Regions from separate parts of the Homo sapiens genome. Here region 2 is linked to region 1. The links are chromatin contacts, found by Hi-C in ENCODE. All regions are on one chromosome and are shown on one strand. The core of a region is the stretch at or near the end of the contact, and the rest is flanking DNA. Distances in the headings are between cores, read along the strand shown. Region 1 overlaps ACTN2 (actinin alpha 2). Region 2 overlaps RYR2 (ryanodine receptor 2).

The links. A loop is a pair of places that touch in the nucleus more often than their neighbours do. Pooled maps may share reads with other maps.
Region 2: a map with no recorded cell type shows a loop between it and region 1 (8-fold over the local background). The contact joins two enhancer-like sites. A Hi-C loop is called at or near these places in 3 of 37 single-sample maps with no recorded cell type and 2 of 50 pooled maps.

What each region holds. Positions count from the first base shown.
Region 1 is chr1:236,752,503-236,755,280 of GRCh38, forward strand. It overlaps ACTN2 (actinin alpha 2), which reads left to right. Exons shown (of 21, transcript NM_001103.4): 16 at 1,445-1,579; 17 at 2,517-2,696. Among named protein-coding and RNA genes, the nearest start is that of MTR, 41 kb to the right of the region's middle. Within about 2 kb of position 1,514, at least 3 of the 41 ENCODE cell types and tissues checked have a DNase peak (open chromatin) inside an H3K27ac peak, as active enhancers do.
Region 2 is chr1:237,104,684-237,107,383 of GRCh38, forward strand. All of the region lies in intron 1 of RYR2 (ryanodine receptor 2), which reads left to right. Among named protein-coding and RNA genes, the nearest start is that of RYR2, 64 kb to the left of the region's middle. Within about 2 kb of position 1,343, at least 3 of the 41 ENCODE cell types and tissues checked have a DNase peak (open chromatin) inside an H3K27ac peak, as active enhancers do.

The DNA.
Region 1 (2,778 bases), core at 264-2,763:
GGGGGTGGGGGCGGGGGGAGGAAATATATCATTTTTTATTTTTCGTTTTTATTATGTTTATTTTTTTGAGACAGAGTCTCACTCTGTTGCCCAGGCTAGAGTGCAGAGGCAAAATCTCGGCTCATTGCAACCTCTTCCTCGTGGGTTCAAGTGATTTTCCTGTCTCAGCCTCCCTAATAGCTGGGATTACAGGTGCCCGCCACCACGCCTGGCTAATTTTTTATATTTTTGATAGAGATGAGGTTTCACTATGTTGGCCAGGCTGGTCTCAAACTCCTGACGTCAGGTGATCCACCCACCTCAGCCTCCCAAAGTGCTGGGATTACAGGTGTGAGCCGTCACGCCTGGGCAGAAATATATCATTTTTTAAAGTGAGACAAACTTTTCTCCCATCAGTAAGTTATAAAGCAAATGGATTTTTGTTAAAGAAAACAAAAAGACAATAATAATGCTTTTAGTAGCAGTTTTGCAGATGACACAAAGAAAGATTTTTGAAGTAGTTTTTTCTCTTCCATTGATTGAAAGAGAATGGAGGCATAGCATTAAAATGTAACTCACAAATGGAACAGAAAGCAGGTAGACAGGTGTATACTCTTCTGTGGGCCAACAAGGTATAAGAATCGAACTCATGAACCCAGCATGGGCTCTTCACATTTTGGTGTCATGAACCCGTCTGGCAGTCTGGGGAAGCCTGTGGATTCCTTCTGATAATAATGTTTGTAAACTTATAAAAATATTTAATATTACCAAGGAAACAAATTATATTGAAATGTAGTTATTCAAATATCTTTAAAGTTATTGTCATGTATATGCTTCTTTACTAACACGTTTAAAACCAAGAACTAACAGCAGGTCCAATAATTTTGGAGTAGGGCTGAGTGTACGTGATATTTGTTGCAAGAGGCAGGCATAACCGTAACGTTAGTATGGAATGTCTATGATTTATGCTGTGATAAGGTCACAGGGACTACTAAATACTGCTGCAGATTTGCTGTCCACGTCATTCATAAACAAAGGGAGTGCTACATTTTAATCCGAGATGGTGAAAATAAACACGCCAGTGTTCCCTGCATCCAAGTTCACAAATCCTCTGTACTCTGGACCTGGCCCTGACTTAGTTGTGCAGCAGGCCTAGAGCCTCTGGCTGGAGGAGAATGGTCGCTGCTCCTAATGCAGGCTCTTAAATACCCTCCAGCTCATCCTGTCTTTCAGCAGGCACTTGGTGGCACTAGATGGCAGTCAAAGCTAAATCAAGCTCATCCTGTAGTCCCTAGACTAGGGACTCCTCCTCCCTATCCTCCCTCTTCCTTCCCCCTACACCCTCCTCCCTTCGTTTCTCCTTCTCCACTCCCACCCCCACCCCTTGGACTATTCCCGCATTCTGTGGTTGTTCCTATGAGACCACAGCTGGCCTCTAACCCTTGTTGTCCTTGGGCCCTGACAGGTGAAGCAACTCGTGCCCATCCGCGATCAATCCCTGCAGGAGGAGCTGGCTCGCCAGCATGCTAACGAGCGTCTGAGGCGCCAGTTTGCTGCCCAAGCCAATGCCATTGGGCCCTGGATCCAGAACAAGATGGAGGTAAGCCAGCGCCCTCCCAGGCGCTGTTCACAAGCCTTGCGATAAGTCCCTTTAGCCACGCAGCAGTGACACCGCACATGCTGTGGTTTCCAGCCACCCACTCAGTCAGGTGGGAGCACCGTTCTGTTATCACCCCGGCTTTATCTTTCAGCCCCTGGCTGTTGGGGACAGTGTGCAAACCAGAGCACAATATGGAATGCAGGAAGGCGGCACTCAAGGAAGGGGAGGGGGGTCTTGCTGGGTTCTGTTTATTTTCTCACTAAAAATGGTGACAGGGCTTTCTCCGTTTTTGGCCTCTGCAGGGCCTGGATTTCAAACCATCTATCCCTACAAGGAGGACACGTGAAGGCCCACAAATACTTTGCATTTTCAGAACATTTCAGGGACAGTGGTCTTTAAGTAACCCTGTTGTCCTTTGATCACCAAGAACAGCCAGGAGACATTTATTGACCCACTTATTTCTTGTCCCACCACCCTTTTGGTGTTGAAATATTGACTTTTTTCTTAAAGCGGAGACCATGTAAAAATATAAGAAATTCTGATGGAGGAAGCATCCCGTGGGTCTTCAATCTGTCTGGCAGCTCCACCCAGGCAGCCCACCCCCAGCCTCCTCCAGAGCAGGGTAGCTCTGCCCGAGGGCGTTTCCTTCCCACAGCAAGAAGCTGAAGGACTTATCTCTGACCCCTCTTGCCTCTCTGTTTTGGATCTTGGTTGACTTTTTCCTCATTTTCTAGACAGACTAGAACTAGACCTTGTTTTGTTCTGCGATGCTACCCAGTCCCCACTTCCTCTGAGAAAAGTGAACCGAGTGACACTGGCCGCTGCCTGACGCTGGCCTAGCATCCCATGCAGGGTCTGGAACGGCGCCTCGTGCCGAGCTCCCTTAGAGGGCACTTCACTCTGCTTCTCTCTCTGCTTGCTCACTCGCCCCCCTCAGGAGATTGCCCGGAGCTCCATCCAGATCACAGGAGCCCTGGAAGACCAGATGAACCAGCTGAAGCAGTATGAGCACAACATCATCAACTATAAGAACAACATCGACAAGCTGGAGGGAGACCATCAGCTCATCCAGGAGGCCCTTGTCTTTGACAACAAGCACACGAACTACACGATGGAGGTACGGCAGCCAGACAGGCGTGTGCCGCTCACTTCTCACGGGGACCATGCCACCTCCTCAGGGTGCTTTCTTCATGCACTTG
Region 2 (2,700 bases), core at 93-2,592, 350 kb after region 1:
TGTAAACCTTTCTTTCAGGTTTTACCCAGGGCACTGTACTTACTTGTATATGTACTTCTCTCCCCGCCTAGACCCCCATCTCCCTACGGATAGGAAAGGAGTCTCCTCCTCATCTTTGTACCGAGTTTGCAAGCACAGTGCCTGTGCGTGGCAGGCCCTCTGTACCTGTTGACTATCGTGCAGTGGAGATTCAAGCTGGCTGATCTGTGCCTGGTGCTTAATGGCTGTGATGAGTTTGCCACATTCCCTTCTCCCTCGAGGTCTTCTCAACGGTCTGATGGTAATGCTGGGAATTTCAGGCTTTCTGGCAGACTGTCAGGGAGAAATTTCAGTGCAGAAAGGCCTTCTAGAACCTCACGAATAAGGGGTGCTGCTCACATCTTGTGAGTCCTCCCCCTTCCTGACATGAGTCTCAGTGCCGGCAAACACGGCTGGTTGAACCCTGAGCTAGCCCAGCTGCTTTGTTCACCTTACGTTTGGGGAAGGCTGAAATTTTATTGAGCACCGACTGTATTCCACACACTCTTCTAGGTGCCCGAAATATGCTGTTAAACAAATACTCAGCCCTCATGGGGCTGAGAGTCTGGTGGGGAAGACCTGTTGAAAAACAATCATATTAAATGAATTGCATTGCATGTTAGAAGATCGTAAGTACTCTGGGGGAAAATGAGAGTAGAACAGGATAAGGGGGTGATGGAGGGAATGAGTGGTGATTTTAAATGTAGTTATCAGGCTGGGCACAATGGCTTACACCTGTAATCCCAGCATTTTGGAAGGCCAAGACGGGCAGGTCACTTGAAGTCAGGAGTTTGAGACCAGCCTGGCCAACATGGTGAAAACCTGTCTCTACTAAAAATACAAAAATTAGCTGGGCACAGTGGCTCATGCCTGTAATCCCAGCACTTCGGGAGGCTGAGACGGACAGATCACTTGAGGTCAGGAGATCGAGACCAGCCTGGTCAACATGGTAAAACACTGTCCCTACTAAAAATACAGAAATTAGCCAGCAATACAAAAATTGGCAGCTGTAGTCCCAACTACTTGGGAGGCTGAAGCACAAGAATCGCTTGAACCCAGGAGGTGGGAGGTTGCAGTGAGCTGAGATTGCGCCACTGCACTCCAGCCTGGGCGACAAAGCGAGACTCTGTCTCAAAAAAAAAAAAAAAAAAAAAAAATCCAAACAAAAAACATAGTTATCAGAGTGGGTCTCTTTGAGATAGTAGCAGTTGAGCAGCTTGAAGATAGCAGGGGAGTTAGTTCATGGGCTTCCAGGCAGAGGGAGCAGCCAGTGCCAGCACCAACGTGGGAGTGTGCCTGGAGACTCTAAGGAACAGAGTGTGCAGCAGGACTGGGGCACAGTGGTGGGGAGGCCAGAGGGGCTGCGGGTGTGGGCCGGGCAGGTGGAGGAGGCCTTGAGGGCTGTTGAGAGGACTGGGCTCTTGCTATTACTTTTAGCCATATGGGAGTCATTGCAATCCTTTGAGCTGAGGGGTAGCTCGTTCTGATTTTCATTCTGAAAAGACCCGTCTGGCCACTGTGTTGAGAATAGATGTTCCTGGTAAACAGGGGTGGGCAGGGAGAACAGCTCCCCTGCACCAGCTCCCGCTGGGCTGCAGACAGGCTCTGATGTGGCTTGCAGCACGGTGGCAGCAGGGGGAGGTGGCACCGAGCAGCAGGACCCTGGATATTTTTTTGGACATAGAGCCAGGAGGATTTCCTCATGGTTCTGATGAGGGTTGAGAGAGAGAAGGGGAGTCCGGATCATCCCAAGGTTTCTGGCAGACAGATGATGTTTCACCAGCTAAGATGGAGCGGTCCTGGAAAGAGTGAAGATCAAGAGTTTCATTCTGGAAATGTGGGGGTTTTCGCTGTCTGTCAGAGAGTCGTGGAGCTGCTGGGAGGTGGTTAGTGTGGACTTCTGGAGAGAGGGCTGAAACTGTCCTTGAAAAAATGGATTTCTCAGTGTGATGTGTATACAGTGTCCCTTTTTCAGACATGGCACCTTCGTCCATTTGGGCTGCTATAACAAAATGCCATGGACTGGGAGGCTTAGAAACCACAGAAATTATTCCTCACAGTTCTGGATGCTGGGAAGCCCAAGATCAGAGTGCCAGCAATTTGGTGTCTGGTGAAGGCTCGCTTCCTGGTTCATAGGCGGCTGTCTTCTTGCTGTGTTGTCACGTGTAGAAGGGACAAAGGAGCTCTCTGAAGTCCCTTTGTAAAGGGCAGTAATCACCTCCCAAGGCCCCGCCTCCTAATGCCATTACATTTGGGGTTAAGATTTTAACATATGATTTTGGGGGGACTGAGGGACATAAACATTTAGTCTGTAACACAAAGGGAGGTTAATTTGGATTAAGAAATCTAAGGCCATATGGGGGAAATAAAAGGCTGGAGGGCTAAAGAAGGATGAACCAATAAAAGTCTTATAAGCATTATTATGTTTACTAAAATAAAATAGACCAACACATTAAACAATGACATCAAAACATCAATGGACAACATATACTTTATATATCTTAACTTAGAAGTTATAGATGCTGTACTATGAGCCCCACTTAGGAGTTCTTGCTTAATAGAAAACATTGTAGGTTCTGGGAGGCTGAGGCGGGCGGATCACGAGGTCAGGAGATCGAGACCATCCTGGCTAACACGGTGAAACCCCGTCTCTACTAAAAATACAAAAAATTAGCTGGACGT